2 separate regions of the Homo sapiens genome follow, and region 1 is linked to region 2. The links are chromatin loops, found by intact Hi-C in ENCODE. Cell type or tissue: prostate gland. All regions are shown on one strand. Each heading gives the region's core, and the rest is flanking DNA. Links, peaks and the distances in the headings are about the cores only. Region 1 overlaps SLC14A2-AS1 (SLC14A2 antisense RNA 1). Region 2 has its middle 250 kb from the start of SLC14A2-AS1.

Region 1 (12,176 bases), core at 5,217-7,716, 160 kb after region 2:
CTTAGATGAAAATGAAGAAGCAAAAAGATCAAGTAAAAAATGATTTGTGCTTTTGTTTTATTCTAAATCAGCATGAGGAGTATATTCTAGAGCAACAGTCCACAACCTTTTAGGCATCAGGGACTGGTTGTGTGGAAGATAATTTTTCCACAGACCGGGGTTGGAGGGTGGTTTTAGGATGATTCAAGCACATTACATTTATTGTGTACTTTATTTCTATTATTATTACATTGTGATATATATTGAAATAATTATACAATTCACCGTAATGTAGAATCAGTGGGATCCCTAAGCTTGTTTTCCTGTAACTAGTTGGTCCTATGCTGGGGGGCAGCGGGTGGTGATGGGAGACAGTGACAGATCATCAGGAATTAGATTCTCATAAGGAGCACACAACCTGGAGCCCTCCCATGCACAGTTCACAACAGGGCTCACGCTCCTATGAGAATCTAATGCCGCTGCTGATCTGACAGGAGGCGGAGCTCAGGTGGTAATGCAAGTGATGGGGAGTGGCTGTCAATACAGATGAAGCTTCACTCACTTGCCCGCCGCTCATCTTCTGCTGTGTGGTCCGGTTTCTAACAGGCCACAGACCAGTACCAGTCTATGACCCAGGGGTCAGGGACTCTTGTTCTAGATAACTTGTTTTACTTTAAGCAAACTTCATAAACTTTCATGGGCAGGTCATTTGGGATGGTCTTAATATAAATCTATGAGGTGCATTATCAAAAAATTAAATTAGGTTTAGTAGCATTTACTACTAAATATGCGTTACTGCCTAACCTCATATGATATATATATAAACTCTCTCTTAAAATGTTTTATTTTTCTACTATATTGAATAACAAATCTTATTTATGTAAAAACTGTTTATTGGGCACTCACTACAGCCAGCTACAGCACTGAGGAATATACTTAAGTATACAGGTGTATTTCTCTATATTATATATACAGTTGATCATCATTGTTTGTGGATTCCATATTTACAAATTAGCCTACTCCCTAAAATGTATTTGTGACCCCCAAATCAATAATCCAGTGTTTCCACAGACATGTGCAGAGTGGTGAAAACTTTGAGTCACCTGATGTGCACATTTCCAGCTGAGATAAATAAAGCTATGCTCTGCCTTCTTGCATTGGCAGACTTCCTCGCTTAAGAAAACCTCCCAGTGCCCTTTCTCTGTAGATCTGTAGATGACGTGATAGCATTAGATAACACAAGCTACTGTGTATAATTATCTGTTTATACATAAGCATTAGCTCCCCATCCAGGACCATAAACTTCTTTCAGATGGACCCTAGGTTCTATTTTTCTTATACTTTAACTACACTCTTATACTTTAAACAGAAACACACATAAAGCAAGATTATGTATTGATTGGCAACAATGATGTGATAAGAAGCTTGCAGGAACCTAACCCTGTATTCCCTTACGAGCAATAGTTCAGAATTCACTAATTCAGTGTTTGCAGCAACTTTATAAAACATAATGATTGCAAACATTGAGAACTGACTCTGTGTGCTATGTGTGTGTGTGTGATTAAGTGCTAGACATGGACTACACAGGAGCTTAATGTGTAAATTTATCCAGTGCTTTTGTATTTAGCCTGGTAATCTCACCAGAAATTGCTAATTTAAATTAGTTCCTTTGCTTTTATTAAGATAAATGGAATCTCATCAACTCAGTCTTAGGACACAAAGGAATTAGCCTTAGAAATAAAACTTTATTTTGTTAAAAACTCTAGTGAAGGAAATTATACAACAGAAGCACAGTGAAGGGATATCGTTTTTCACCTTTGTGAGCACAAAACAGATTTGAGTCTTCCCCATATCACACAGATTCAGCTCCCTCAAGCCACCCAAAGTGCAAACCGTGCCATCTCTCTTTTCTTCTAGATCGCTATCCACTCAACATTCACCCAAAACATACACCCAGTTTCCGATGCACAGGTAATAAAGATGATAAGTCCTTGGCTTACAATTACCACATGTGTAGTGAGCTGAGAGGAAAATATGGGAAGGCCACTGAGGACCACTCAGCCAGGGAAGAACAGTGAATGTCAGATAAAGCCACCAGAAGATGAGATGCTTGACCTTAGAGATGAGGAGCAGTTAATATGGTGGTCTTGGTGGGATCCCCTGGTACAAAGGTCCGCAGCACCTACTCTGTGAAGAGCACCAGAACAGATGTCATGGATGATTGAGTCAGTATCAGCCAGTATCCTGAAACTCCAGTATTTCAAGGAAGCTTTCCCTGGAGACACCCTCTCCTCCATGAACACATGCACTCCCAACCAAGAAAAAGTCTGAATCCGTCCATAGGATTCCTTTCTCCTTCCATCCTGGCACTTATTTAATCAGTATCTGTCTCCCCAAATGAAGCATATGCCCCTAAAAGCAGGAACCAAGTATTTTGTTGTTGTTAGTTTGCTGTTGCATCTCCCACTGCCTCAAGACTTGCCTGGCATAAGCTGCTGAACAACTGAATGAAGATTGCAGAGTAAGGCCAAGGTCTTATTCATGGGGTGACAGCTTTGCTGGGAGATTTTACAAGGTCATAGTATTGTGGGGATTTTTTTCCACAGTGAACAATGTTTTATCCTGGGAAATCAGTGTACCTCCCATAGGTATTTTTGTTCACCGTGCTTTTCATTGCTTAACTCTTTGACCTAATAACTAGTAAATTAGCAGTCACTAGAACTGAGAAGAGAGAAAACAGGAAAGTTTCAGGTCTTCTAACTTATATTCCTAAATGCAACCTGTGGTCCTGCCAGGTTGGCTGATATTCTTGGCTCAAACTGGGGACTTTCACAGGAGCAAGGGCTCATGTGCCTGCTTTCATCATCACTTCTAGAGCCAGCCCAGAACCTCACCCCCCAGAGGAATCATCTGCTTCTCCTCAGTCCCTTGAAATATTCTTGCCATGAGGACCCCTTCTCTCTGGGGGTAAACAGTAAGATAGATAAAGTGTACTCAAGTGGGACAGAAGTCACTAGCACACATCATGGTGGATGAGCTGTATCACAGCAGCCACCCCTGAGATGGTAGAAGAATGCTGTAAGGCTGAGTCATAGGGACTTGCCCTTTCCTGTTTCTCACCTCTTTGTTGTGGGGTTCTCACAACCAAATGCTCATATGGCCAGGCAGGTGGTCTAAGTAAGTGGAGGTGACAGGGTGGAAGTGTGGCAAGCCCTAACTGAAGGGAATAGCTACTGCTCATCTCCATGCAAGAATTTGGGACAAGTGTCACCAGATCTTCTGGTTTTTCAAGAGAAAGCAAAAGTGCGGGGACCAGATTTGTTTTCAAAGAATCTGGTTTCTTGAAATCAGAAACCATCTTAAGGTTGTCCGTTTTTCATTACTGTTGTTTTTCTGAAATGCTTTTTGTCAATCATTAGGGAGAAGATAAAGACAAATAGAACCTAGGGTCCATCCGAAAGAAGCTTATGGTCCAGGAGGGGAGCCAATGCTTATGTATAAAAAGATAATTACACAGAGTAGCTTATGTTATCTAATGCTATCATGTTATCTACAGATCTACAGAGAAAGGGCATCGGGAGGTTTTCTTAAGCAAATTTGTTGCGGAGAATCTCCTCCCTTTAGTAACAAGAAACTCAATTGTTTCTACATCCAGAAAAGGACTTTTTTTCTTTTAAGCAATAGGGCCTCCTGCTGAGACAGTAAAATTGTAGAGATACTTGTAGGGTTGTGTTGCAATATGATGAGGAGGCCAATGAAGGTGGTTCCATCAAAGAGTGCTTGAGTTAAAACTAATATATTCAAGCAGTGATACTATTTTGGCATTCTTCAGCTCCGTTTTCTTTCTTCTTTCTCCTCATCTGGACTCAGACCCTAGTTCCTGACTTTCAGTGTGGCACTCTTTCCTCTCCCTGCTTAAGAAGGAGCAGTCAGAATTATAAGGTCATGGCAACATTGTAGATTTGAAATTCCACTGTCTTACGAAACATGGCTTCTTGAGCTCCAGCATTGTTGTTTGGCAAGTTGATCAGAAATTCTCTTTCTGCCAGTGCTGAGCCATGGTAGTTAATGTGTGGAGTTCTGAAGCAACAGTTTGGATCCCATTTCTACTAACTTATCATGCTAGCTGTATGACTTTAGGAAAAGTACTTAACTTGGTACCTAAGCCACAGTTATCTCACGTATAAAATAAGGTAACCATAGTGCCTGCTTGTTAGGTGTTTTGTGAAGATCAAATGAGATCATACAGGTAAATATTATGTGAGTGAAAACCCCCACAGGTATACTAATAGAGCGTAAAAAAAAAAGAAAATCACGTGGAGGTCTATATTTGAAGAATGAGACCTGTGCCTCGTACAAAAAAAGTATTCAATTAAAGAAAGTCCACATCAGTATTACCAAATAGGGACATGAATCATTCCTTGCTGTGGAGTATTGTGAGAATAAGGACCTGCATAATTTATTATTTACTGCAAATGGAGCAAGTCAGTCTTGGAAAACTCTGATTTATTATCATATGGGTGGTGAATGAGCTTTGACCTGGCCAAGAGAAAAGTGTGCCACTCCAGGCATGGATGTCAAGCCTGGCACTCAACATGCACAATTGCTGGACTGAGCTGAGGTACAGTGCATGAAGTTCAACTAAAACCTCACCTTGGGTGATTCTCAGCTGGGAAGTGGCCCTAGCTAAATAATAATGGCACACTCAGAATCTTCCATGATTTTTGGAATTCTAGAATAATGAACTGTTTGGGAACAGGGGACTCTTCTGAAGTACCCAACAATTTAAAAGGGAGAAAAGTCCTTCTTCCCTCTCTCATCAGTCTCTTCTCTCTTCCTACCTATCCATCCATGTATCCAACAGAATCTGAATTAGAATATTTTGGTACGTGTATACCTATGTAACAAAACTGAACATTCTGCACATGTAATCCAGAACTTAAAAAAAAAAAGAATATTTGGGCATTCATGCAATCCACTTTTTCAGAGGAAAGTTAGTCTTCTTTCAAATAATTTTATAATTGCATCAATTCATCTAGGATACAGTGGGCCTTTTCACATGCCAGGTGCGGTGCAAGGCACCGAGCGTAAAAAAAAAAAAAATATATATATATATATATATATATATATATATATATATAGAAAAGTACAGTTCATGCCCTCAAGGATCTCATAGTCTCAGAGGCAAGTAACTTTTGTAATTCCCCAGCCTTCCCTTCTCTCCTTTCAGAGCTCCTCACATACTAAGTGCCCAGTGTGTTAATTTATTTTCAGCAGAGTCCGATCAGCTTCTTTGCATGAAAGTCTACATGTTTAACCTCTCCAAATTACAAGGGTGCCTGCTTTTTTAAAGGAGATGCTGTATCTTAAACCAAAAAGGTTATTTTGAGAATTTTAGACATGCTGGAAAATTTAAGTGAAGCAAATTTTTATAAATTGTGTATATACTTGCTAACCCTGACATGAGCCAGGTATGTAGCTACCAAAAATTTCTTGGTCAGGATATTCTTGACCTTTCGTGCAGGTTGCTGGAAGCCCCCAAGTCTTGTAGTTACTCTTTACTGCAGACTAGTAAAGAAACATGCTTTGGATCAGAATTGAGACCTGGGGTCAGGGGGTGTGTTTCTATCCTCATTCTCTCCAATTTTATACGACTGAGCACTTCTGTATTGCTCAAACAAATGTGTCATTTCTTGTACTCTTGGAGTGTCCCAGTATGTGTGTATACCCTGGGACTTGATGACATAATGAATTTCCCCATCAAAGCTCTGTAATCGAGCCATCTTCACTATCTGATGGCATAAGTCAAATATTAGTCTTAATTTGAACCAGGCCATTATCATATTAGACTTCTCTGTCATTCTTGATGACTGCAGAGCCAATGGCTCTCACATTTCCAAGTGTTAAAGAATTACCACTTCAATGGGCTCAACTGTTCCCCAATTTTTATTTAGAAAACTGATAATGGTTGAAATAAACCACAGGGGGTCAAAAAGCCAGGTGGCCAGGGAGCTTATACCCGAAATGAGAAAAGCCTTGCTACCTGCTGGTTTAATAGGCTGCCCTTATTTCTAATGGGGCTGAGTGGAGCTGAAATCAAGGCTGAGAGACCATATCACAGCGATCTTAACATCGAACCACCTGACATTGGGTCTGTGGGGGATATTTCATCATTGTCTGCTTGACCTTTGGCCTGTTAGACTTACAGCCCATCATTTCTGGGAAGCAGCGACTGAAAAAGCCATTTGTTCCCCATCGATGTACCTGTCCTGATGTGCTGTCAACAGCTGTTTGCATTGCTAACTGCGCCAAGGGAAAACAATTGATGCTGGCAAACTCGAATTTCTAACCACCTCTTTTATTTTTGTCACTCCTGGTGCTAATGATGACCTATATTCTCTACCATAATGATTATCTTAAAAGTCTTTTTGGCGTTGAAGAGAGCGTTTGAGTCCTAAGTGCCTGTATTGTGAAAGAATATAATATGGAGAGGTCTATTATCTTAGAATTCATTTGCCTATTTTTTTCTTTTTTTAAGGCAGCACTGTAAATTAAACCACTTGAGTTGGCTTTGTAGGTTTCCTTTTTTGTTTCCTTTTTTTTTTTTTTTTTGCATACACAGCAAGGATAACTACACCTCAGATTTATGAGCATTGTGAACAGGTTGCCATAGCAACCACTCTGGCTGCTCTACACCAAATAACCTTGTCATGTGAGCGTTTATCACAGGAACATCAAGGACTGGATTGCACTGTACGCTCTTTGGCTAAACAGCAGGATTTTTCTGAATAATAATTGGTCGTGGCCTTTTATTCCACCAGTCAGAGTTAATCATCCTCGGAATCTGAAATTAACCATAATGCATTCAAGGCGCAGAGTGCAGCCATTCAAAAATTCCTCTTTGGGGAAGAAAACTTTCCAGTGATCTTTGGTCTTTGTTGTATATGATCATTGTTGTTATTGTTATTGTCACTATTATTGGGAAGGCTTAATGAGAGAAGGATGAGCATTTGGGAATGGCATCTAGAACTCATTAACATGATATAAGTAAAATGGGTATTTAACTACCGTATTATTTATGAGAAATAAGAGATATTTTAAGCTGCCATCAAAACCAGCAGGTTTTTTCCTCTCTCAAATTACCTTTATAGGACATTTGATCATTTGAATATATTTTATTAGGTTAATTTATTTTCCATAGATCATGTTTTAATACACACCCAGAAATCACAATGTGCTTCTGATGTATCATCTGAGGAGGGAAAATGAGTGGGGTGTAAAGGATCAGCGAGGTCCCAGTGCCTATGGAGCACGTGTGTGTACACACATGTGGTACTTGTGCACATCCACACAAATCCGCAAGATGGACCCTAGAAAGAAAATAATTACATCACAAGGATACAGCTGGCTCTCTATCATAGGCAATTATGTTAGAGCTAGGGGTTGGTGGGTTTAAAAAATATCAGGATTTTGGTTATTTATCAGCAGAGAGGTTTTCTGATCTGTGAAAAGTCACCTTACAAAATTCTACTAGGGATAAAGCCAGGCTTCAGCAAATTCAACAAATTATGGGGTTTTTTTTAAGCATCTTAACACTTCCCCTTTTTGGTGATCCTTTCTTTTACCTTTTCTTTTTCAACTTCCTTGGTCCCTAGACCTTATTTCTTACAGGCCATTTGTATTTGTCCATTCTCACGCTGCTATAAAGAACTGCCCAAGACTGGGTAATTTATAAAAGAAGGAGATTTAATTGACTCACAGTTCTGCATGGCTTAGGAAGCCTCAGGAAACTTACAATCGTGGCAGAAGAGGAAGCAAACACATTCTTCTTCACATGATGGCAGGAAGGAGAACTGCCAAGCAAAGAGGGAAAAGCTCCTTATAAAGCCATCAGATCTTCTGAGAACTCACTCACTATCAGGAGAATAGCAGCATGGGGGGAACCGCCCCCAATTCAATTACCTCCCACCAGGTCCCTTGCATGACATGTGAAGATTATGGGGACTAAAATTCAAGAGCAGATTTGGGTGGGGACACAGCCAAACCATATCACCTTTTATCATCGTTATTGTTGATAATAATTGTCATTGCCTTAAGTGTGACCTCTCCTGAAGATAATTACTTAAAAAAAAATCTCAAATGGAGGAATTTCAGAAATCAGTAAATAATATTTTTTAAAGAATGCATTCAAGGAGGAAAGGACTTTTTTAAGTTCCCACCTAGTCATACCTTCTAGGAAGCCACCAATATTGCCAACTTCTAACACTCTTTTATAAGAGGAACCTGTAGTCATTCCAATCAAATGAAGCTAAATGATTGGATGTGAAGATGAAAAACAGCTAAGTGGGAAGACTTGGGTGCAGCTATTCAGGGAAATAGCACCATCCATCTCATGTCACATCCCTGCTCTTGTCTTTTTGTTGCTTTTCCTTTGAAATAAATGTATATATGAGTCAGTAAAATAAGTTTTAGAAAAGCAACAATATTCATTTATTCATCATATTATGGTAGTTGTAAATGCCAAGGACACTGCTAGGTGTGTGGGGGGAACAGCAATAAAAGAAATCTGATTCTTATCCTCTGGGTACTCACAAGCTTGGAGGGAGACGAGACATAAAGAACCTGGATAGTTACTGCACTCTTAATAAGAAACAAATGTCTTGTGAGTGGCACAGAAGTGCCACTAGAGGTGGCAGCCATCTCTGGCATTGTCATAAGAGGGCGTCTGTTGCATGTGGTGTTGAAACAACTAAGCTACAAGAAAGTGTAGAAGGCTGGTGATTGGAAGGAGAGCATTCCAGGGAAAGAGGATAGCAGGAGTGAAGTAGGAGACATATGAGTGTTTGGTAGAGTCTGAGAAAAGCCAGCATTTGTCAAGGACCCAGGTTCACATCCATGAGTCGTCAGTAGAGATAAAACTGGAACGGTACCTTCAGGTCAGATTTGAAGCTTGGTTACCAGGGGTCTTGAATATCTTCCTAATATGCCTGGGCATTTATTTGGATGGCATCAGAAAGTCATTTCAGGTTCTTAAGCAAAATATTGATGTGATCAAAGTGATAGAAAATTTAAATGAGACTGGGGTGAGAAGGACGAACGAAGACATTTTAGAAGTTGTTTCATCATCTGAGGAGGTGGATTTACCTCTAATCCCTGTTCAACTAGCTTTCTCTTATTTTCCTTCTGAGGAAAAAAAAGGCATCTCCATTTTGGTAGTGATTTTGAAGTGCAGTGTCAGAGGAGGGGAGAGGGTCCACTCCTGGTGCAAGCATCAGATCCATGGCTTAGCAATCAGAGGGGAGGACGGTTAGGAAAATGCAATTGGTTATATTTGGGCTGTTCAGGCTGAAGCACCAAAGATACTGCTAGAGTCTCTTCATTTGATTTCTCAAGATTTAATGTGTGTTTTGTGAAGAGGAAAAAAGTGATAAATGTTTCTGACCAGTGCTCACTAAGCTATGACCAACCTGCCAGTAAGCATTGCTGCTATTAGGCCTGCTATTATTATAAGAGTGCTATCCTTTGAAACTAACAAGAGAAACATATTCACTCTATGTGGTGGAGAATCTTCATGGAATTGTGCCGGGAACCCAGGGTTCCTAAAGCACACCCTGACTGGGATGATCCCCAAAGTTTCTCACAGGCCCCTTTTATTCTGCTAAGGGGTATGATGTGTGTAGGTGAGGCTTAAAGTATGAACAGGAGGAAAATGATTCTCTCTCTGATGCCCCTTCACTCTTCCTTACTCTTGAATATCAAACTATTGAGAAAACTTGTTTTGTGTTGTCATTCTGTCCCAGAAGCAGTTCAAAATGAACTTTTAAAACATTTTATCAGGTCGGGCGTGGTGGCTCATGCCTATAATCCCAGCACTTTGGGAGGCTGAGGCAGGCGGATCACCTGAGGTCAGGAGATCGAGACCAGCCTGGCCAATGTGGTGAAACCCCACCTGTACTAAAAATACAAAAATTAGTCAGGTGTGGTGGCGCACGCCTGTAATCCCAGTGACTCTGGAGGCTGAGACAGGAGAATTACTTGATCCCAGGAGGCAGAGGTTGCAGTGGGCTGAGATCACACCACTGCACTCCAGCCTGGGCGACAGAGGAAGACTCCAACTCAAAAAAAAAAAAAAAATCTCCAGTTTTATTTTATGTAATTAATGAGGACAAAAATCAGTGTGTCCTTTGCACTTTCAGTAGAGTGGGCATTCTTGCTAATAGTACTCAATATGATTCACCTCCGGTTCTCCCTGCTTAGAAATAGCTGCTCTGTTTGGGAAATTCCATGTTACCTAAAGCTGCATAACAGATTGTTCCAAAATATAATGGCTTAAAACAACAATAGTCATTTAATATTTCTCACAGTTTCCATGGGTCACAAATCTGGGAACAGCTTGGCCAGGTAGTTCTGGCTTGGGATCTCTCATGAGATGTCAGCTATGGCTGTCATCTGAGGACTTGACCAGGACTAGAGGATGCACTTCCAAGGCAGCTCACTCACATGGCTGGAAAGTTAGTGCTGGCTGTTGGCAAGAGTCCTCAGTTCCCCACCCGAATCTCTCCACAGGGTTGCTTGAGTGGCCTCAAAACATGGTGGCTGGCTTCTCTCAGAGTGAGTTATTCAAGATACTAAGCAAGACGTCTTTATGAACCAGCCTTGGAAGTCATATACCATAACTTCTAGTGTATTCTATTGATCACATAGGACAGCCTGATTCAATGAGAGTGAGAATTATACAAGGTGTGAACTCCAGGAAATAAAGATCCACAGATCCACACGAGGATGGTGTGGGAAGGGGGCATGTCTTGGAGGTTAAGTATCACAGAGGTGTATCTTTGCAGCTCACATGTGGATGTGTCAGGTTCTGGTATTCAGAAGATGATACTACCCTGTTTCTGCCCCCAAACTGGAAAATGTTCTACCCATGCTGAGGTTGAGTGGTAAAGAATTCCTTTAATCTGATATAATCTGGAATAATGGTTGATAATAGGAAAGGATGGTCAAATTCTTTTAAACATGATTTTAAACTTATAAATATGCACTTATTTGCCAATCGTTTGGTACAGGTGGAATTATTTTTATTATTATTATTATTTTTTTTTTTGAGACGGAGTCTCACTCTGTTGCCAGGCTGGAGTGCAGTTGTGTGATCTTGGCTCACGGCAACCTCCGCCTCCCGGGTTCAAGAAATTCTCCCGCCTCAACCTCCCGAGTAGGTGGGACTACAGGCATGCACCACCACGCCTAGCTAACTTTTGTATTTTTAATAGAGATGGGGTTTCACCATGTTGGCCAGAATGATCTCAATCTCTTGACCTCGTGATCTGCCCACCTCAGCCTCCCAAAGTGCTGGGATTACAGACATGAGCCACCGCACCCGGCCTGATTTTTTCTTAAATAAACTTCTTCTCATTAAAGTTCTGCATCCTTTCCCTCCACAAATCATTCCAAGAATACATTATTTACATTATCTAGCTTTGGGTTCTTTAAAGTGAATCAAGAACCTAAAATGTATTTTATGAGCTATCTACGTGCAGAATTTTATTATTTTTAACTAATCTCTTAGAGTTGTCCCACCCACATTCTATTTAACATCGATCCTTTTTTTTTTTTTAATCAATTTCCCATTTACTGGCTCTTTCCAAAGCAATCAACTTGTTTTTTTGTCAAATCAACAACCCTCTTTGCATTCATAGTTCACAGTTTTGCATAATATTTAAATAAATTATAACTACAACCAGCATAAAAAGGTTTGGGAACAAACACAATTGATTCTTGGGAAGCACGCATTTCAACAGGTATGAGTGGCATGTACCAGCAGAGAGGAGTGTGCTAGACCTAAGGGTTCATCAGAACATCTTGAAGATAGAACGAGCAGCATCAGCTATGTGGCCATGTGTTAAGGCGATGTTTTTGGTCCGTATTTTTACTTAATTTAAATTTCCTCAAAAATTTACATTGTAATGGCTGATCTTTGTATCCTTTTCTCAAAAGTCAAATCTGTGCAAATGAATGCACTGGCCATGCAGCTGACCAATCACAGACTACCAGTGAACCCACAATGCTCTCCTCACCAAGCATGTAGGATGACCTACACGACCTCTGAAGGCCTCAAAGAATGGAGAGATGAATGCCTAAGAGTTAATTATGTTTGGTCCCAAACCTTAAAATGTCAATGTGAATCAGCCACTAATCCA
Region 2 (12,176 bases), core at 6,447-8,946:
TTTTAAAGGTTGTTTCAACACCAAACTCCCCGGTACAGTCAAAATTTGATTCTTTCTTTAGAAAAATTGATTTATACACATTTTCCATAAACACATCTATTGTATAAAAAGTTATATAAGTTTGCGAGAATTGAGCAAGTAATGTTGAAGAAATGCTGATAAGGAGAGTAATGGTGTGTGGCTTCCTTCAACGGATTGTGGAGGCCTGGACCTATGACCTAAACATCCTTGGGTTCTGGCCTCAGTTACTTATCTGTATTCAGATTTAGATGTGGGAGAGAGATTTGTTTTACAAGCATTTGTTGATTTCTCTGATAAACATATATAACTCTGTCTATTCGTTCTTCTAGAAATACAGTACTCCCCTTCTCATTCAGTAGTTCAAGTGAGATCTGTCATGCTCTAACAGATCTCACCCCCTGAACAAACTGGACCAATTATAGAATCTTAGCCTGCTGACATCAGTTGGTTATTCTGTTAATGTAGGCCTTTTTTTTTTTTTTTTCATATTAACACAGTCAAAGCACTTCTTCAGCATTTTTGAACTCAGGCTCCAAAAGAAATTCTCTGGTGCTGTGATACGAGGCACTGGAGTTGTAAGCAACCATGTCTCTCATGACCAAAGAAGCTCATCTATGTAGGAGAGAATGGAGCTGACACAGACAGAAGCATTGATGAGAGAGGAAGGTGGTGGAATTACAATTCCTGATTCCTGGTGTCCCTGGGGCCCATAACATCCATGCCCTTCCAGCATCCAGTTGAGCTCTTAAGTTCTCCTTGTGCCTAAACTGGCTCTGGTTGAATTTGTCAGTAGGGAGCAAAAAAACCCCTTTCTATCAGTGAGGTTCTGAGAGTATATGTCAATAATCCATTGAGAAGATGGTAGCAGGATAATTTAGATTTGTGCAGTAAATGCTTAGCTGGCAAGAGTCACTGATTGGAAGAGGAAGGAAATGTAGGGAGGTGGCAAAAAAGCAACACCCTCTCTCAGTTTTGCCAAGGAAAAACTGTGCCTTAGAGAAGAAAGATCCTCCAACACAGAAAAAAGTCATAGTCATTGTCAAACCCATTTTATCGTCCCATAGCAAATACCGGATGCTTTGATTTGATTGTTATTTCTTCTGTTCTTGAGACATGAGGGCCTGTCTGAGGTTCATGAAAGGCACTAGTGCATGCAGACAGTTCCTGATCCCTGGGCAGAAGGGATTTGAGCTTGATTATTCTTATCCCAGCATGAAACAGGAGGACTTGGCCTGTTCCCCCCGAGATCTCAGCCCTCATAAGACCCCTGGACCACAGAATGTGGGACTAAAAAAGTTGGTTGAGCTTGTTCAAACAAAGTCTCAATTTCCCGACAAGCAGTTGGAACTTGGGGTTACATGTTGAGGTAGACTTCAGACTATTTTAATGGCATGCAGAGACATGGCTCTCCAACCAATTGGCATTCAGGAAATGTTTATCAGTTCTGACAGCCACAAGTTCCACCCTGGCCAATTTTAGCTCCTGTGACTGGAAGTGACTTGGATGTTTGAAATTCTGTAAAACACAAGCTAGTTTTGAAATGGAGCCACAGAACTTCAACGGTATTCTGGCTTAGCTCTTAGGCAATTTAGGTCAAAATTCTCCTCTCTCTTCTAAACAGGGAAAAGCTTCCCTGAAAGGACTGGTGATAAATTTTCAATAAATCTGCGGGGTGGAGGGAAATGAGAGAAGAAATTTTTAAATGATTTATGAACCTGAGTGAAATGATATTTTCATTGCTGTCCACGTTCCATAATTTTTCTCTTTTAAATTCCCTTTAGTGCCTTTTCAAGGAAATAGAAGAAAGGAGCCAGCGTCCTTTGGGGGTTACCTCTAAGATAGCAAGCACAGCACAGGACTACATATACACATGTGTCTGTTCATGTGTGTAAGCAGCTTCACTTGGGAGCAACCGATAACTCCATTTATAAGCGTGTTTGCCTCAGTATCAATAGAGAAGGAAATATATTTTATATAAGTACATTTTTGGAGATGTTTCCTTCATTAAAAACTATTATAAAATTTTTTTTGCATAGTCATGCTCCAGCCTTTTTTTTTTTTTTATCTGCCCTGTATGTACATGCAAAGGGTGGAGTATTGCTAACTGTGTGTGTGTGCCTGTGTGTGTGCTGAACATGCGTTGAGCAGCTGCTCTGGGTTTGTGCTATTTACTTTCTAAGCATTGTTTTTTTTTTAATATTCTCAAAAATTCTTGAAACAACTATTATAAAACATTCATTTGAGAAAAGACATAACTGATCTCAGAGAGGTTGAGTAACTGGTCTGAATTTCAATGAATGTGTGGTCTTTTAAGAAACATCTGGCCTCTCTGATTTTATCTCCTCTTCTGTCTGATGAATAGTCTCTCTCCTTACATCCAGGCACAACCCTTGACAGCAATGAATGGTATAATTCCTTTAGAAAATATCTATTTGGCCAGGCATGGTGGCTTACACTTGCAATCCCAGCACTTTGAGAGGCTAAGGCAGGAGGATCGCTTGAGTCCAGGAGTTCAAGACTAGCTTGGGCAACATAGCAAGGCTCTGTCTCTACTAAAATTAAAAAATTAGCTGGGCATGGTAGTGTACACCTGTAGTCCTAGCTACTAAGGAGGCTGAGATGGGAGGATCCCTTGTGCCCAGGAGTTCAAGGGTGCAGTGAGCTATGATTGTGCTGCTGTACTCCAGCTTGGGTGACAGAGCAAGATTCTGTCTCTAAAAAGAAAAAAAAAATGTTGAATTCATTCTATGAATCAGAGTCATTGACTAAATTATCAACCTAATAGCCACCAGAAGAAAAGATGGACCCTCACTAAGGCCAGATCTTGGATTTGAAATGAAAGTGGAATGTGAACCCACATGTGGAAACTCACACATGTGATATGATTTACTAACAAACATTGATAACACTACTGAAAATATGGTCACTTTAAAGAAACAAGTGACTAAAATCAACAAAAGGCACTTAAAGCAGTACTAATGAGCATCTATATCATGTTTTTCTGCTCACAGCATTAGGTCCAGTTTGACTTTTTGGCTTTAGATCATGAGTACCATTTACAAACACACACGCATGCACACATTTGGGGCCACATTTTTAACTAGTCCTCTTTGGTATTTTAATCTCGTTTTATTCCATGACTACTTTATAACACGTGATTGTCATACATAGCCTAATTCTTCCCCCCCTTATTAATTTTATTCTTATTTTCTCCTCTTTGTTCTCTTTTTTCTCTCCTTCCTTTGTGCTAATTTTTATGACTCTTGTTTTCTCTCTCACTTTGAGTTTTTCCTTTCCATCGTTGCTGTACTCACTTCCTGTTCTTTCTACTTTCTAAACATCCTTCCCATTGCCCTTGTCTCCAGAGCTCTATCTGGGGATGGGTAGTATTAGATCAGGATTTTCCATGGGAAACCCACTGAATGGTGCTGCCCCGGGATTGAGAAAGACCCAGGAGGTCAAAAGGGCTGAATGTTCCTGTACTTGTCTTACAACTGAATCCTCTGGCTAGTGGCTTCTTCCTTTTTTTTTTTTTTTTTTTTTGGCTTTGAGACATCTTCGGGTGAGAAAGAAGGTTATCTTTATAGGAATGTTTTCCTGAATAGAAAGCCAGTTGTGAACATTATGGGAAACTTTGAAGATGAGATGCCTGAGGCAAGTTAACTGGAAAAGTGTGTAGGTCCTACCAGAAATAATATTCACTGCTCCTCTGAAAGAGTTAGCAGAAGGCTGCAGAGAAATCAGGTTGAGAAAACTTCATAATTCAGCCATAGACATTAGAAAAAGAATCTTTTTATTAATTTTTTATTTCCATAGGTTTTGGGGAACAGTTAAAGTATTTGGTTACATAAGTTCTTTTGTGGTGATTTGTGAGATTTTGGTGTACCCATCACCCAAGCAGTATACACTGAACCCAATTTGTAGTCTTTTATCCCTCACCCTCTTCCTGCCCTTTCCCTCTGAGTCCCCAAAGTCCATTGTATCATTCTTATGCCTTTGCATCCTCATAGTTTAGCTCTCACTTATGAGTGAGAACATACTATGTTTGCTTTTTCATTCCTGAGTTACTTCACTTAGAATAATAGTCTTCAATTCTGTCCAGGTTGCTGCAAATGCCATTAATTCATTCTTAGAAAAGAATCTTACTCGGAAATACTTTCCACTATATTCGAGAGGCCCAAACTACCCTCTTGGTCAGAAAAGTACTCTTCTCCTGCACATGCATCATGATTCACAACCTCGGTAGTGTATTGTTTCCTAGGATTGTCATAACAAAAAAACACATACTGAATGGCTTAAACAACAGATATTTAAAGCACCAATCCTGGAGACTAAAAGTGTAAGACCTAGTTGTCTGCAGCGTTGTTTCTTTTGAGGCCTGTCTCCTAGGCTTGCAGAAGACCATCTCCCTGTGTCTTCACGTGGCCTTCCCTCTGTAAGGTATGTATCTGTGTCCTAATTTCCTCCTCTTATAACGACACCAGTCATAGTGGATTAAGGCCTATGCTAATGACCTTGATTTATCTTAATTACTTCTTTAAAGACTCTATCTCCAAATACAGCCACATTCTAAGGTCCTGGGGTAAGGCTTCAACATATGAATTTTGGGAGCACACAGTAAGCCCATAACATGTAGCAAATAGAGTATCTATGCAAATACAGCAGCCTCCAGTTAATGATGATGACAGAGTCTCTCCTGGTGTAGAGTCTGGAGAATCTGAGACGCATTAGCTTGTAGAACATTAAAATCATCATGGAGGAAACACATCCCTCGAATCTTTGCTTTAGTGCAACAGCTTGCCTCAGAGGCTGTGTTACTGATGAAAGCTATTTCTGCAATAGAAAGCCCTTGGTCTTCATTGTGACCAGCAATGAGAATCCTACCAAGGGTGTGCTGAGTTTCATGTTGAGCTCTGGCCTGGACAGACCCTGCCCTCTGAACATCTGTAACAGAACCATAGACTTATTTTCTTCATGAAAAAGCCCAGGAATCAATTCTATCATGAGAAGATTTGAAATCTATTTTCACCTGAGATTGAGAAAGTAGAAAGATGAGGATGAGATGCTAGAATTTTGAAAGCACACAAAAACCTCAGAAATTATCTGTATCTGTGTTTCCTGGACTTTTTGCATTTTGCCACCAGCAATTTTTAAGAGGGGTGTCCCTCAGGGTTCCCCAGTGTTTGCTTTGTTAAATATAGATAGACATCAATGAATGTAAAGAACATATTAACAAAAAGTTAGATGGATATAATCCAGAACATAAACAGATATTTAAATGGAGTCATTTGTCCTAACAAGCAGGCAAACAAATGCAAACAAGACAAAAACAAAACTCTCTTCACTTAAACATCTTGCCTTATTCTGACAAGAACTTCAGCGTGGATCAGGAGCTGTCTGCTGACTCACATTTGAAACCCTCACGGTTCTAGATCAATGATGTTCAAACTTGAGAAAGCTCAGACTCTCTACAAACTCAATTTGAGAGACATTAAAATCAAAGTTAGATGTTTCACTTCTAATTTTACTTTGGTGCAACATACTCATAGCAATATTGACTTTTTTTTTTTTTTTTTGGCAAATGAGAGAGCCTAATGGAGAGAGGTCATAGGAATTAAAAAGCATGATTAGGCTGGGATAGAACAAAAGTCACAAAAGATGCCTGTTTCCTCCCATCATGTTTTTAAATATAAGATTTGAACATTTCTACAGATAAGATAATTTAACATAAGGACAGCTATTCAAAAAAGATGGATGTTGGGGTGCTCAGGAAACAAAGCCATGACTGATGAAATAAAAAAGGCTGCATCCATCCACCCTACAGTCTTTTCCTGCTCCAATTCTTAATCCCTTCTGCATCCGAATCACCCAGAGGATATGTTAAAACCAGATTGTTTGGCCGAAGTATATCCAGAGTTTCTGATTCCACAGGTCAGGGTAGGGCCCAATATTTCGCATTGCAATGATTTCCCAGGTGATGCTGTTGTTGCTGGCTGGAGGGTAACACTTTGAGAACACTTGCTCCAACACAGGCTGAGAAGTGGAGCATCCTGACCACCCAGTACTGAGAGGCAGGAAAGAGCAAATGGGAAAATAGAAAACACGGTGGACGAAGGACGGAATGCAGACCAAGAAGCAGCTCCAAGAGAGTGCAGAGAGATCCAGGGATTTGGGGATATGAGCAGATTACTTCTACACAATGCTTCTTAAAATAGTTGCTCTCTGCATTATGCTGGATGCTTTGAAAAACAGACATTCATTACAACTTTAAAAGTCAAATGACTGCAAAAAAAAAAAAAAATCTTAATTTGAAAGCACAGAGCCCAGGCACTTTAAAATTTGGTGAGCATGCATGATTTTCCATCAGCAGCTGTTAGGAGGATAATCAAGGATTAAATTTTCATTTAATCATTTTTATATATGAATATACTTCCCTCTCCTTCACCCCAACCCAAGCCATTTGAAAAATGGAACTGAACCTCTGGCTCCAAGTCTTATCTTCAGAGAACAAATAGATTTCTTCAATTTTGTGAACTTATTAAAGTGATTTAAGAAATATTTGATTTAATTCCTATTTTCTAAATTAAATTTTTATAGAAAATAATAGTTTGTTTTGTTTTTACTATAGTGTTCTCATGTGCCTGAGTGGGTGAGGAGATTCTATTCTATATCTAGAAAGAAATCTGGGCAAATTATATCTTATTTGAATCCAAGGCTTGCTGGAAATTGGTGAAAGTGGACATGAGGGGGACATGAGGAAGTTTCATAGCAGAACCAAAGGACCGAACGCTAGAAGGGGCCCTAGGGGTCATCCAGGCACATAGCTTTATTTTATAGGTGGGGAGTCCCAGGTCCTGGGACGATCCCTGTGCCGATCATCACACAGCCAGGCAGTGTCCATCCTGGGACTGTCAACCAGCTCCTCTCATTCAGTCGACACTCTTGCCAGCTGGCCATGTGCCTCCTCAAAGAACCAATAGAGCTCCAGCTCTACTAACTGGGTAAATGGTCTGTTAACTGGGTAAATTGTCATGTCCTGTATTTGGTTTTGACTCCAAGTCCTGGCACCCTGGGGAGAGACACAGGAACCTAGAGGATCTTGAAAGCAGCCTTGAAGACAAGTCCTGGACACATGTCAGCCACTAGGCATCTTCAGCCCAGAGCAAGTGAGCTAACATATTAGAGGCCACACACATATTTCCATCACATGAGCTGAGATGCTGAAAATTTGGAAAGGGGTCCTCAGGGGAAGAGGAGAGAAGTGCAAATATAAACCATCCAACTGCACAATTTGGTGAAGATTTTTGCTTCCATAGACTGTGAAACAACCTCAATTTTCATGCTTTGAAGGCCTGCAGGCAGCTGACTGGATTTTGCTTTTTCTCTGGGAAGAATCCACACTCCCTTGTCTCTATGTTTGAGGAGAGAAATCCTCTATTTGAATCTTCTTTATTTCAGCAATCTCGGTGAAAATAAGAGGTCACCAAGGAGTGGGGTGTGGGGGACCGTAAGCCATCCTCAGGGGCCTGACCTGGGTTTCCGTTTGCAGCAGCCTGGAGGGGGCCACGTTCTTCCTGCGCCCCATAGCTGCCCCAAGGAGGCCAATGATGCTGGCAGGCTCAAGCTGGGCTTTGCCAAACCAGAGGGAAGGACTTCCCAACCCTTCCCTGGGGCAGGCCTGGGCAGCCGCCCACATTTACTCCGATTGATTCCAGCTGCACAGTGCCTGGCTGGCCTGGCCTTCTGCATTAGTAATGCTGTGTGAAGGGAAAGGAATACCAGCACACTTGCTCCCCTACCCATCCCCTTTACCTCCACATGGCCATCTTGCCAATTCTCTCACCATACTCACTTCCATTTCCTGCTTCTTTCCTTCTCTCTCTTCTTTTCCCATTCCCCCCGAACACACTGTGCTACCCTTTCTCTTTCTCTGCATCTTTTCCGGCTCTGCATTTATATCCACCCAGACTTTCTCCCTCTCCCAGGGGCTTGCTGTAGCACCCTGCTGTTTTCTCTTCCTACTGCTGGCTCACATCACCTCTAGTGTCACACCAGAGTTAAGCCATCCTCATTGCTCCTTTTAAATAGAGAGAGAGAGAGATGTTGATTTTGCACAGCTGCAAGCAGGATTGAGCAAGATGGCTCTTTACAGCATGGTCTTTTGTGGCCAAAAAGGGAGAGCGCATTTGTGTGTGTTTAGCAGCTTTGTCCGGGGCTCCATTGTCCAGCATTCAAGAGCAGATCCCTACTTTGCCAGAGAATCACAGACAAATAGTCAATTTGCTTTAAAAGACCCTTGATTGAAACCTTTGGAGAACTCTACCTTTGGCCGTGGTTTCAGAAAGTGATTGCCTGTCATCTCAAGATGTTAGAGTCAACAGCAGGTCTGCTCAGGACCACATGTTTATTTTCCACAGTGGCATGTGCTAGGTCACGTGGTGTCCATTTAATTTCCACGACTGACATTCCACAGGTCTGAGATTTCATTCCTCTGGGATTATTTCAAATACTTGTGGTTTTAACTAGCAGGGGGAAAATATATATATATTTAAAAAGGAAAAGCATAAGCCACCAGCCCCTGCACCCCCTGCACCCCCTTCAATGGTGTCCTTGGCAGAGTTTTGTGGGCAGCTCCTCCGCCCTTTACCTCTCAGAAACCTCCAGGCAGAGGGATCCCAGAGAGCATAGAAAGGCCCGGATGTATGCTTTCTAGAGATCTTAAAAGACTAAGCCTTTTGAATTGACTTCAGCCTTTCATAATTGGGGCAGTCATTGTACTTTTGATTCCTGACACCTGCCTTTGTCTCGCCCACTGACAAGCTGGGTTATGGGACTCAGCGTTCTGGAGGTGCCGGAACAAATGTCCACCCCTATCCCCAGGGTACTTGATATTTCCTGGTGAAGAGACTGGTGGTACCTTTTATCTAACATTCCCTAGTTAGATCTCAGACGGTAGAGGAAAGAGGAGAAAACTCTTACTGAAGTATTTGGATTGTTGTTTCTCACTGGGAGTTAAAGGAACAGAAATAGATAAACTATGGCTGCTACAGAAGAATGAGGTGTCAGCAACAGGGCCAGCCCAAAGCTAAATTGTGGGGAAAAAAATAAGTTGACATCATCTTCATTTCAATCACCCCCTTCCATCTCTTTGAATTCCACTGAAACCTGGCACTTCTTTATGATAGTTCAACTGCCTGGAGAACTCCTGATAGGTGTGTTGTGCAGGGCCAAGAATGGCCTTCTGTGTCCTGCCTCTCCTTCTCTGTGATTCTTACAACTCCAATGCCTCATTCCCTCTTAGCTAATCCTGTGCTAAGGAACAGTTAAACTCAATTCGGTGGAAGGCATCTTAATGGATCATACTTTTGTGTTGCTTCTCTGATGTGATAATTTCATTTTAACAAAGGGTTAGTTACCAATGATAGAACTATCATTAAGACAGATTCTGGAAGGTTCAAATCCAACAGGAAACTTGCTATCACCAATTGATGACCAAAATCAGAACCTAATGGTTTACAGTTTTTACTTCTCAAAACTATTTTTCTTGACTGTGTTGGGAAAGAAAGGGAAAAGGGGCAAATCTCAGGTATAACCTAAATTAGGATTTTGGAATATCAGCTCTGGAAAGACCTTGAAAGGTCAACCAAACATCATAAGTACCCTGTGATGTCCCTTAGGCTGGGGCTCATGGTCAAGGCCATGAAATGGCCGTATATTACCCCTTTACATGGACCAGTGTTGCTCTTGTCTGCAGATTGTATGCTCTAATGTGGATAAATTGTATTTGTTTACATTTCTATAGACAATGCCAGACATTAAATTTTGTCACATCCTGCTACCCTTACCTTCTTTCCTGATGCCTCTACCATGTTCTTCTGAAGGACCCATGTGAAAGAGTGACAGTGTTTTCAAGATGGGCTTGTGTAGAAGTTGGTTTTAGTGACACATTTTCAAAGAGATGGAAGTGAACATTAAACTGATCACTGCATTTGGATCCATTGACTCTATAAAGTGGCAATTTGACTTTGGAAATTAGTTGTTCCAGGGATGATGGACACTGAGGAGTTTTAGATAAATTCACACGTAATAGACTAAGTTGTCTAGGAAGTTATTCCTAACTTTTGTATTTACCAGTGCATGAGACACATGTAATCCTAATGCATACCTTATGGCCCTTCTGCCATTATTGAGACTTTGTATGCTAATTCTTAAGTTCTTCCTCTCTTCTTTTAATAAAATGGCAGGTCAGCTATTGGCCAGCAAGAAGAAAAGTTAATATTTCAATCAATTTTAATCAAATAATGAGCTAGTAATTAAAATATGCAAGTCATGAGTTTTTAGAAATTACAATATGGTTAATATTGTTTCCAATTGATTTCTTTATTTCTATGTAGCTCTTGGCAATCTTAAAATATCAGTATATTGGAGATTTCCTCCATTTCTCCAACCTCATAGAGGAGGTTCCCCAAAGTGTGCCCTGCGGAGAAGGTATAAAATCACTGGTGTTAAGTAGGACCCAAGGGCCCCATAGTCAAGTATGTTTATATTACCTAGGTTGGCTAAAGTTCAATCTCTTTAAGGATTTCTCCCAAGTTTCAAAACGTATGTGCATTGTTTTTCATGTAAAAGGTGGCAATTATCACATATTTGAGCCACAGAACATCCTCTGGGAGAAATATCAGGCACAACTAGTACGCACAAGGACTATTGCTCCCAAATGAAGCACTTTGGAAAACACTTGTAATAATAACAACTACAGTAGTCACAACTGTCATGAGCATTTACTGAGCACTTAGTATATGCCAAGCACTGTTCTTCATATTTGGCATATCCTAGACCCCCGTTTCATTCTCACCACCATCCTATGAGCGAGCTACAGTTATAACCCCCAAGGCATAAAAGGCATAAATCACTTTTCCAAGGTCACCTGTTGTTACTTTTGGAGATGTGATTTGAACGAGGCTGACTGACACTAAAGCCTGGACTCTGCACGCTCACACTGGGCTCCCATCCCTCCTTTCTGTGATGGGAGGTTGACAATGGTAGGACATAGTGCCCAGGAGCCTACCATAACCCAGGAGCACAGATGCCCAGAAGTGCCCGAATCTCACAGACCACCCCTGTTGCAACAGTGAAAACATTACCAGTATCAGGAGTAGGAACATTTGATCAATATTATTATTTCCTATCTGAAATATTTAAACCTCTGAAATCTTAGAACCATTGCAATATGCTACAGCCCAGAATTTAGCACCTGATTTGATCTGCTTTCTTAGGGTTCCAGCTGTGTAAGTCTGGATAAGCTAGGTACTTTTGTCTTCTCAACTGAACTTTAAGCTTCTTGTAGGCAAGGACCTTTCTTATTGCTTCTTCCTGACATAATAAGTGCAAATTATATTGATCAATTGATTTGGATGACCATTTTAATAATCATCCTTTTATTCTTTGTTATAGTATCTTATTTTCCAGTAACGTCATCCACGTGGTCCTTTGCAGTTTGTAAATGCTTTGACCAGTACTGAGATCATTGATCCCCATGACAGCTCAGTGAGGGAGATGGAAGTTGTCTCTCCCCTTTCCAAAGATGACTAGGGGTGTGACTTGATCAGGCTCCTAGAGGAGAATTTGAAGGTGGAAGAACTGGAACTCAATGTAGTTTCTTCAAATCCAGGCCTTGCACTTCTCTCAGCTGCCTTGATCTCTACATCACCTCAGAGAAGTGCAGCGTCTCATCCAGGAACTACCATTCTCATTGGAGTGTGTCCCTTCATATGCTGACACTGGCACACTCACACGTGGATTTCCCTGAGCTCTGGAGCTACACTGCCTTCTAACCCCTACAGTTGCTTTTCAAATAGAAGGCAGTGGTTTTGGCCTGTAAGACATCAGGCAGAAAAGAAAGGGAGGTTTGGAAAACTTCAGTGGTACACTCTTATCTCCTCTCTCCTGCTCAGAGGGTGGAGAAAGATCCCTATCACTCTGGAATAATTTTTAGGGTTAGGACAGCAATAAAGTTCCTTGGAATCATGAATTATGTCCACTGTAGGGTCATAGAGGCAAAACAGGAAGAAATAATATGTTGGAGAGAAATGACAACCCAGGGCAGGGGAAAGAAACAGCATTTGGATAATTCGCCACAGCACAATTGCTGCTGT

What was found. Peaks named below come from ENCODE experiments on the same cell type or tissue, not always from the same donor. Only the 100,000 strongest peaks of a DNase experiment are listed, where the experiment ranks them.
Region 1: it touches region 2 in a loop (2.0-fold over the local background); 1 of 110 quality-filtered maps calls a loop at or near these places.

What each region holds. Positions count from the first base shown.
Region 1 is chr18:45,409,677-45,421,852 of GRCh38, forward strand. All of the region lies in intron 8 of SLC14A2-AS1 (SLC14A2 antisense RNA 1), which reads right to left. It also overlaps a transcript of SLC14A2 not described here. Among named protein-coding and RNA genes, the nearest start is that of SLC14A2-AS1, 88 kb to the right of the region's middle. In prostate gland, for the core only: no CTCF peak of the experiment used is centred there; a DNase peak (open chromatin) is centred at 6,675.
Region 2 is chr18:45,247,213-45,259,388 of GRCh38, forward strand. It overlaps a transcript of SLC14A2 not described here. Among named protein-coding and RNA genes, the nearest start is that of SLC14A2-AS1, 250 kb to the right of the region's middle. In prostate gland, for the core only: no CTCF peak of the experiment used is centred there; no DNase peak of the experiment used is centred there.